2 separate regions of the Homo sapiens genome follow, and region 1 is linked to region 2. A link is a loop called in an ENCODE intact Hi-C map of the cell type or tissue named here. Cell type or tissue: endothelial cell of umbilical vein. All regions are shown on one strand.

The links. Peaks named below come from ENCODE experiments on the same cell type or tissue, not always from the same donor. Only the 100,000 strongest peaks of a DNase experiment are listed, where the experiment ranks them.
Region 1: a loop joins it to region 2, with 2.3 times the contacts of the local background. A loop is called at or near these places in 4 of 110 quality-filtered maps.

The regions. Positions count from the first base shown.
Region 1 is chr7:24,904,958-24,909,957 of GRCh38, reverse strand. The region is part of intron 1 of OSBPL3 (oxysterol binding protein like 3); the gene reads left to right. It also overlaps the pseudogene SNRPCP19. Among named protein-coding and RNA genes, the nearest start is that of OSBPL3, 73 kb to the left of the region's middle. In endothelial cell of umbilical vein, no CTCF peak of the experiment used is centred here; a DNase peak (open chromatin) is centred at 2,167; H3K27ac peaks cover 3,073 bases.
Region 2 is chr7:24,839,890-24,844,889 of GRCh38, reverse strand. OSBPL3 (oxysterol binding protein like 3) reads left to right here. Exons shown (of 23, transcript NM_015550.4): 13 at 2,477-2,611; 14 at 4,107-4,200. Among named protein-coding and RNA genes, the nearest start is that of GSDME, 85 kb to the right of the region's middle. RefSeq lists an enhancer at 1,721-1,790. In endothelial cell of umbilical vein, no CTCF peak of the experiment used is centred here; DNase peaks (open chromatin) are centred at 1,759 and 1,999; H3K27ac peaks cover 2,476 bases.

The DNA.
Region 1 (5,000 bases), 65 kb before region 2:
TGGTGTGTGCCTGTAATCCCAGCTACTCATGAGACTGAGGCAGAAGAATTGCTTGAACCTGGGAGGCAGAGGTTGCAGTGAGCTGAGATCTGAGCTGAGATCACGCCACTGCGCTCCAGCCTGGGCGAGAAAAGCAAGACTCTGTCTCCAAAAAAAAAAAAAAAAAAAAAAAAAGAAAGAAAAAAAAAACAGTAGCTTTCCTTATTTTGTCAAATAATGAAAAGGATTCTTACTGCCATAGGTTCCTGTTTCTGGCACAGGAAGCTGGCCAGGACAGAGGTGATTGGCAGCTTTCTGTTAAGACGTACAGAGGTGACCTAAGGTTCCTAATTTGAAGGCATGCCAGCTTCTTAGGGCCAATGTTATTTGTGCTATACCTGTGTAACTGAGAGATTCAAAAATTAGGTAACTTTAACACGATTAAAGTTTATTTCTCTCTCATGTAACTGTTCAGATATTGTTATTCCTTGGCTGGCATGGTGACACTATGGTCTTCAACCAGTGTGTCTTTCATTTCTGGGTCCAGCTATCACCACCTCCCAGCTCTCAGGAATGGGGAAAGGGCAGGGAACATGTGTATCTCTTTTTAGGACCATGACCTGGAAGACAAACAACTCTGCTCACATCTCATTGGCAGCCCTTAGTCACAAGCCCCTACCAAGCGGCAAAGAATGCTAGAAGTGAAAGCCTCTTATTAGATGCCCATGAACCACATTAAAACTCGAGAGTTCTATTATTAAAGAAGGGGAGAGTGGATATTGCTGGATAACAAGCCAAGGCATGCATGCTAACTTACCAAAATATCAGATCTATCAGTTATCACCCCGTTCACTGGTTTGGGTAAAAACACTCTAAATGTCAAAAGAAACCTCAAATGTATCATGAGTTCTGTGAAGTCATGGTAGAAAAGTAGAGAACTTGAGGGGGATGTTTGATGTCTCTACTTTTTGGGGAAAGGTAGACCATGTGCTTGAAAAGGACACGCAAAGTAACTACAGCACAGATAGTGTTGATAAGCCGAGTTTGGTTTGTGGAGCAGGCTCTTGCCATCTTTTGAGGACAAGTGTGTTTGGCAAGAGATTTGCTAACTTGTTTAAGAGAGTTGAACTGAAATTTGATGGGAAGGAAAAAACGTTAAAACTTGATTGGCTAGAGAACAACCGGCAGAGCAAAGATAAAAAGACCAATAACAGAGGAGGAGAACATCAGTAATTTCTTTTTAAAAAAGCCTGGGCAGCTGGTTGGTAAAATACCTGCAGCTCTTTGCCATTGTGCAGCTTATGAGAATGAAGCAAAATAAACTTGAAACATTAAAACTTGGATATAGATAGCATCACTGGATCTGTCTCACCACGGTTAGCGTGGTTCTCGTGACTAGAATATGATTTTAGAAGGGGATGTTTTACTGTAAAGAAGCAGTCTTGGGGAAATCTAGACCTTAATGATGAATCCCTGGGTAAAGAGGGCATGGTAGGGAAGAAAGATTGTAATAGGATCAGTATTATGGATGGCCAGATAGAGGCTATGGAGGGCGCTTTCTTCTCAGAAACTGAAACTTTAGAATGAATACCACATGTGCTGATAAAAAGGAGATTCAATCAGATAATCACCCACTGGATGTTTCATTCGGCTAACTTCTGATAAACTCTTGACTTGTTTTGCCGATCATTTAATTTTTAAGAAGACTGAAAAAATAATGCAGAGAATGATAGCTCTGGGTTTCTTTCTGAGCCAACAAGGAAGCATTAACTAGTGATAGAAAGTGGCAGGAACCAGGAAATGAAATCCCCAAAGAAGGATGCTTTGGGCATAACATCTCTATGGTACTAGAAATATTTGAAACAAGTCAGAGAAAAGAGAGAAATGATGTCTCTTGTGGCCAAAGACTTAAAATGGCAAGGAGATCTCACAAGGAAGGAATAGCTGAAATATTCTGAAATACATAAGTAATCCCAAATGATTCCAGTGAACAGTAAAGACAGAAGTCTCCTATGGGAATAAATAAATGTGCTCACACTGAGAACTCTTTCCTTGGCTCAACAAAGATTGCTACCAGTCTTTGTAAATTACTTTCCACAGAATGTAGAGGTGAATAAAATGCAGTCCCGAGTGAGATATAGACCCAACATCTAGCAGTCAGGATATGAAGAGTGAGTCAGAGTGCAGGAAACGTGACTAATACTTTCAGGTAGCGCAAAAGGAAAGCAGAGTCCAAGAGGAAACAAACGCATTTGGGGTGGGAGAGGGGTTGAGAAAAGGCTTCATGGAAAAGGCAATGCTGAAAGTGATCTTCGGAAGATGGAGGACTTTGCCACAGACGGAAGAGAGAAAGTGGGTTAGGAGGGTGCTCCATAAAGAAGGACTCACTAGGAGAAAGGGAGAGTGCAGAATACAGGGTATGTATATATGAGTTGTTAGAGATGAAGTTTGAGTGATAACAGCCAAAGTGTAACTGAGTGATGTCTGGCAAGGACTATGCTGAGTGTTTTACATGCATTATTTTAGTCAATCTTCACAAAACCCTGTGAGGTTAGTACAGTTATTCATGCCTGCTTTCACATGACGAAGCAACTCAGACATTTAGCCACAGAGTGAGAGGTAGATCCAGAGTCCAAAACCAGTGAAATGCAACTATGTAGTGGAGGGTTTTGCCTGCCAGGCCTTGCTATTTTACTTAAGCTTGTAGGCATTGGGAATTTGGAGCAGGGGAGAGCCTGGCGATAAATTGAACTAGGGAATGGATATAAGGATTGAAGTGCTGGGAGAGAAAATGTGGAGTCAGTTGCAGGGCCTAATGGTGGTCTAAAATGGATAGGTTGTTTTGAGAATAGAAGAATATAAAACACATTGGGGGGTGATGAGGTCAGTGTCAGGGAGAGAGAGAATCTACACTACTGGGGGCTCTGGGAGAGGGAGTTTGGTTGGATTAATAGAGGGTGGGTATCTTAATCAGAGTCAGGGAAGCCAGTGGCAGGTATTAATATCAGCATGAGGGAGTAATGAGCATAGGCTTGCTGTTCCAGTGATGAATCCAGGGGCCAACACCAGGCTGGGGACTGGAGTGTGGGGGTAGGGAGCAGTGTAGAGGCTTTACTAAGGTAAGGGGCCTGTAAAGATGATCAAGAGCTGAAGTGCATAGAGAGAAGTGGATGAGGGACAAAACTTTGGTGACTGCCCATGGAACTGGGAGAGAAAAGGAGACAGTAAGCAACACTTTAAAGTTAAGAGGTATCAGCACTCCTGTGTTCACAGAAGCACTGTTGATGATAGCCAAGATGTGGAAACAACCTAAATGTCCATCAACAGATGAATGTGTGAAGACACTGTGGTAGGAACAGAGTGGCCAATGGCCTGGAGAGCAACATGTCCATGTGTGATTGTGACTACTGCAATAAATACCTCACTCATGACTCTTCATCTGTGCAAAAGATACTCTACAGTGATATCTACAAAGAGAATATGAAAGACTGCTGTCAGAATGGGGTGGAAGAGCAGCTCAGAGCCTGATGGACGAAACAATGGCTGCACTTCAACAAGGAAAGGTTCCTCCTACTCCATTCTCTGCCTCTCCCCAGCAGGGGCAATGATCCCACCTCCTCGCAAGTCTCCCGGCTCCTCTTTGCCCTGGTATGATGCCTGCACCTCCTATAAGTGGCCATCCCATGATGTCAGTGATGGGTTCTCCTCCTCCTGGGATGATGCCAGTGGGACCTGCTCCTGGAATGAGGCTGCCATGGGAGGTCACATGCCAATGATGCCTAGGCCTCCAGTGATGGAACCTCCTACCTGCTCCGTGATGATGCCTGCTGAGCCCAGAATGACTCACTATGCAGATGAGGACAGGAGGGAGGCCTCTTTATATTAGTTTCCTATTACTTGTTCTGCTTCACCAGGAGATCATGGTGCTGTGACTCTGGGTGTTTTCTTTTTTTTTGAGATGGAGTCTGACCCAAGCTGGAGTTCAGTGGTACAATCTCAGCTCACAGCAACATCTGCCTCCCAGATTCAAGCAATTCTCCTGCCTCAGCCTCCCAAATAGCTGGGATTACAGGTCCCCGCCACCACACTTGGCTAACTTTTGTATTTTTAGTAGAGACAGGGTTTCAACCATGTTGGCCAGGCTGGTCTTGAACTGCTGACCTCAAGTGATCCACCCACCTCGGCCTCCCGAAGTGCTGAGATTACAGGCCTGAGCCACCACGCCTGGCCACTGGATGTTTTCTTAACAGCATGGCAAGGAAGACTTACGCCCTCTTCCTATCAAAGAGAATAGTTTTGGAGCCCACACTCATCAGTATGGAGTCATGACTCTTAGCCCTGGACGCGTGTCAGAATGTCCTACGGAGCTTATTCCACTTCAATCATGGACTCTGGGCTGGGGCCTGGGCAGCAGTGTTTTGTAAAAGCTCTTCACTAGTTTGCAGCCAGGGTTGGTAATAATTGATCTAGACTTTTCAGAAATTTCCTGTCTGTTTCTAATAATCTTCACAGAATCTACCCAATTTTCATTTTCTGATACCTATCTCACTCTCCCTCATCCGGCATAGCTTACTGTCAGGTCCCATGAAGACTGAAGTCATTCAGTCCCCTCATCTGTTTGGGCTAAATTGGTATCCAGAACCCATTTAGCAGAGCTGGGTGCACATTTCCTATCTCTTCTCTGTCGTGGGTTTCAAGTTTGTCTTCTCTGTGGTTATTTTATTCTTTCCCGTTAGTACGTCTCCTTGAAGAAAAAAGATGGAAAACAACTGGGATTGGAGCAATCCTCTTGACCCCCGATGCTTTGTGAAGAGTTTCCACACCCAGAAGCTTATCTTCTATTTGTGCATCTGGCTCTGGCTATGTGTCCACAAAGCCCTTTAGTTTTCACCACTGCTGTTTGCAAGCCTTGGGTTGCTCCTGATACCAGTCCTCCAGGCATTATTCCAGCATGGTTGTGCAACACTCCTGATTATGAGCCTGGCAGTACACTGTTCTAGTTCCTCTTAACTTTATTCACA
Region 2 (5,000 bases):
GGAGCAGACAATATGTAGACTGTTTATCCCAGTTTTTCAAAATAAAATTTGTACACAGATATTTTAATATGAAAATACCAGCAAGTTAATAGGGGCCACGTCCACTTCCACATTCATATCGACTTCAATGGGACTTGAAGTGATATTTATTTAATTTGCTTTTTTAAAATTTTCTATTTTGAATACCTATTTTTATTTTCAGAATACAGTTTAATTTTGAAAAAAAACTATCTTGCAATGTTATTTGGGCGAACTTTATAAAATTACATACATAGAGATATGAAAATAGCATGATTACAATTACTGCACAAGAAATGTGTCAGAATGCTTGTAGTGGTTGTTATAGTGTGAGCTATGAATGTTCCTTTCCCTCCCTTTTCTCTGTTTATTTAATTTAGGGGTTTCCAATCTTTTGGCTTCTCTAGGCCACATTGGAAGAAGAAGAATTGTTGTGGGCTACACATAAGATACACTAACACTAATGATAGCTGATGAGCCAGAAAAAAAAAAAATCACAAAAAAAATCTCATAATATTTTAACAAAGTTTACAAATTTGTGTTGGGCCACATTCAAAGCCATCCTGGGCCATATGTGGCGCCCGGGCTGTAGGTTGGCCACGCTTGATTTAACTTTTTGTAATGCAAACAATAGATAAGCAACCAGTCATGCATTACATATGTGAAAGGAAATTACTGAATTGAACTGACTGGGTTAATATTTTAGCAAATGAGGTCCTGAGTTGTTTAAGGCACCATGCTGTAGACTTGGGGTGCAGCAGTGCTGGTGAGTTTACAGTACATATAAGAAGATGCCAGAAAGGGCTAGGGGCTAGGAATATTATTTTCAGTGTTGGTCAGCCAGGAAATCTTTGGACCCATCAGTCTAGGAGGAGGAAGATACAGAGATGGCAGGAGTGACTAGTAATAAATTAATGAGTAGAACAAGTAAATAAATGATGAGCATCTTTTGTGGCAGGAGCACACGGAAGACACAGGACTATTCTCTTGTTTGAGTGAGTGTTGAAGCTATTCCTTACGATGTTTTCAAGCTCAATAGCTTTATGCCTGGCTCTTTTGAGGAGAGAGACCTTTTCCTTGAAGTTAACAGCTGTGATACTTATAGATTCTAAAGTGATCTCTTTGTTAGGGTAGAGAAGAGGCTTGGTTTTCAGAAGGCTACATGGGTATTAAAATGGGTAGGATTGTTAATACCTTGGGCAGATGCCTTATTTAGGAAAGGGATATCTATTTCAACAGTTTGTAGATACATATTAATAAACTGAAGCAAGCAATTTGTAAAGGGACCACTTGCCTTTTATTAATTACGAAAATCTGCTGTGGCCCTCCTGTCATAGCATCCCCTCCCTATGAGACTGAGGGGTATATCCTGAATTCAGACAATTTCTGGGCAAGATATAATCTGCCTTTTCCCCAAATTATTCTGGATGATGTGGAAGCAACTCCTTTGTTAGCCCAATAAAAAATACGAGTGGTTTTACTACTACCTGTCTACTCTGATTGAAAGAAATCAAATCATCCTGTCCTGAATCTGTTCTTTTTCCTCAAGTGCCACTTCTATGAAGCCCTCCTCAAACAAAATCTCCCTAATCAGAATCAGTCTCTCCACTTTGCCAGCACTTTGTCTATTCCACAGGCCTGGTCTGATGTGCGTTGGATGCGTTCTCTCACCATTCATTCAGTCCACAAACCTTGTCTGGTTCATTGTTATATCCTGCCATGGCCAGCTCAGGACTTAAGTCCTCCCCAGAGGGAAAGTCCAGACCCAGTGGAGTGGAGAATGGAGGGTCATGCGAGATAAGAAAACAATGATGTTCTGTTGTGTTATTTGTACAGAGGCTTATAAAGAGGACTGGGGACTTCCTTTCCTTGCAGTCATTGTAGGTGGAAAGAGACAGACAAAGAGAACTTACATCATTCATCCATGAATAGTAAATGATCTGCCACCAGGGTGCTTCTGGACCAAAACACACTGTGTATTTGTCAAGGGACACCTCAAAAGCAGCATATTGTTCCCTCAGAGAGCATAGGGGCAGAAGAAAGCTATGTTGCTCTGAACCAGCCATGCAAGGACATGAATTCAGTGCAATGCAGAGGAGATTTTAGTATAAAAAGAAACATCCAGCAGTGGTAGCGAATAAGAGGATATGATTCAGAGAGCACTGGAATTTTTCCCCTTTTAAATGGAACAAAGAGTGACCTGGACAGTTGTTTTTTGCCTTGTGATTTGTTGCATGTGTGTGAGAAGTGATAGTGCCTGTAAGTGAGGTGCCCATATTGGGGGAGAACTTTTGTGTTTTGCATGAGGCTCGCATCTCAGTGTTGGAGCTGACTTCTGCTTTGAGTTGCTTATTTGCATGGGCCTGTGACCTTGTGTATTGTACAACTAAATCATTTATTTTCTTTCTCTTGAGAATGTTTTTAAATGTATACATTTTTGGTTTTGTTCTTCAAATAGGAAAACTCCAGAGATGAAAACCGAGCTCTAGTTCATCAGCTTTCTAATGAAAGTAGACTCTCCATCACTGACTCCCTTTCTGAGTTTTTTGATGCTCAGGAAGTTCTGTTATCTCCAAGCTCTTCAGAAAACGAGGTTTGAGCAATGTTTACAGTATGGTGCCTCAAAAATCTCTCTTGTTGCTTTGCTGATTAATCTGTTCAGTAAATAATCCATCATCAGAAACACTAAACTCAGTTGCCCTTTGTAGTCATTATGTTCTGAGAGTTCTCCCATAACTCATACCCAAAAAGTATAAAATGATACTATATGTGAGAAGAAAAAGTAAAAGTAGAGAGCATTGGATATTTTCTCATTTCTGTAACTTGATATGTTAAATTTGTTATACTTTTTTTTTTTTTTAAACAGAGCCTCGCTCTGTTGTCCAGGCTGAAGTGCAGTGGTGCAATCTCAGCTCACTGCAACCTCCGGCTCCCAGGTTCAAGTGATTCTCCAGCCTCAGCCTACCAGGTAGCTGGGACTACAGGCACGTGCCACCGTGTCTGGCTAATTTTTGTGTTTTTAGTAGAGACCAGGGTTTCACCATGTTGGCCACGCTGGTCTCAAACTCGTACTCCTGACTTCAGGTGATCCGCCTGCCTCAGCCACCCAAAGTGCTGGGATTACAGGCGTGAGCCACTGTGCCTGGCCTCTTTTTTTTTTTTTTTTTTTTTTTTTTTGAGACATAGTCTCATTCTGTTGGCCAGGCTGGAGTGCAGTGGTGTGATATCTGCTCACTGCAACCTCTGCCTCCCAGGTTCAAGCAATTCTCGTACTTCAGCCTCCCAAGTATCTGGGAATACAGGCGTGCGCCCCATGCCCAGCCAATTTTTGTATTTTTAGTAGAGATGGGCTTCCGCATGTTGGCCAGGCTGACCTCGAACTCCTAGCCTCAAGTGATCCATCCGCCTCAGCCTCTCAAAGTGCTATACTTCTTTTCAAGTACAGGTTAATAGTTTTGACTTCTACCTATTTAATAATGTGTCTACTATAGAGAAGGAAATTAGCATCCCGTATATTTTTTAATCATGGAATTTGACATATTGATTTATAATATATAATTATATTTTTATGATAATATGGTTATTGTAATATTGGTTTATAGCATTATTTGTTTTAAATTGATGCATAAAAATTATCCTTTCCTGAATAAGAGTTATTATAGTTAACAGTGTGTACTAATAATGTTACCCCTTAAATACAGACTTAGTCATTTTGTTTATGTATTAATTCCCATAGAAGATACTTTTTACACAAATAGCTCAAAGACAAATTGTAACTTCTTCTACTCAAACACTAATAAATTCTAAAAATGCAGTCAGAATTAATAAGAATCTTTATAATAACAGTCTTGAGCTTGCTTGCTGTTTTCCTTGTGAGAACTAATTCGGAATGTGTAAGAATTTTAAGAACAGGTGTTTGTTGTGAACACCTCCTTGGCAGATTGGTATATGGACCTTTATGAAAACAGTACCCAAGAGTATTTGTACTGTGAGACTCAACATGTTTGATCATTTAGAGTAAGGGTTTTATGAAAATCTGGCTCTTGTTTATTCTAACTCTAATGAATGTTATTTCTTCTTTCCCATAGATTTCTGATGATGACTCATATGTCAGTGACATAAGTGATAATCTTTCCTTAGATAATCTCAGTAATGATTTAGATAATGAGAGACAGACCTTGGGTAAGATTTACATTATTTAATCTCTGAAAAGTTTGGATTTTCATACAATACTAATAAGTTGTATAGTTGACTCTTGAACAATATGGGGGTTCAAGGTGCTGATACCCCATGCAGATGAAAATCCATGTATAACTTTTGACTCCCCAAAGATGTAACTACTAACATTCGATTAACACATATTTTGTGTGTTATGTGTATTTGAGGCTGTAATCTTACAATAAAGTAAGCTAGAGGAAAGAAAATTTTATTAAAAAAATCATTAGAACAGAAAACATATTTACAATTCGTTAAGGGGATCATCATAAAGGTCATCATCCTGGTCATCTTCATGTTGAGTAGGCTGAGGAGGAGGAAGAAGAGAAGGGGTTGGTCTTGCTATCTCAAGGGTAGCAGAGGCAGAAGAAAACCTGCATACGAGTGGACTGATGCGGTTCAAACCTGTGTTGTTCAAGGGTGAGCTGTGTAGAGGACCCGCTACAAGCAAAGAGCTCTAGCAAGTAGTATGTAAGAAAACTAAGACATGGACCCCACCCCCTAGGATTTTATAATCTAGCACCCACATGTGAAAGATGTGTTAATTCAAATAAATTTGTCTGCTTATGCAAATTTTTATTTTTATAAAGTGAGTGTATGCCAATTATAGGAATATAAAAAATGTAACACATATCTTTTTTTTTTTTTTTTTTTTTTTTTTTTTTGTGAGATGGAGTCTCTTTCTGTCCCCAGGCTGGAGTACAATGGTGCAGTCTTAGCTCACTGCAGCCTCTGCCTCCCGGGTTAAAGCGATTCTCCTGCCTTAG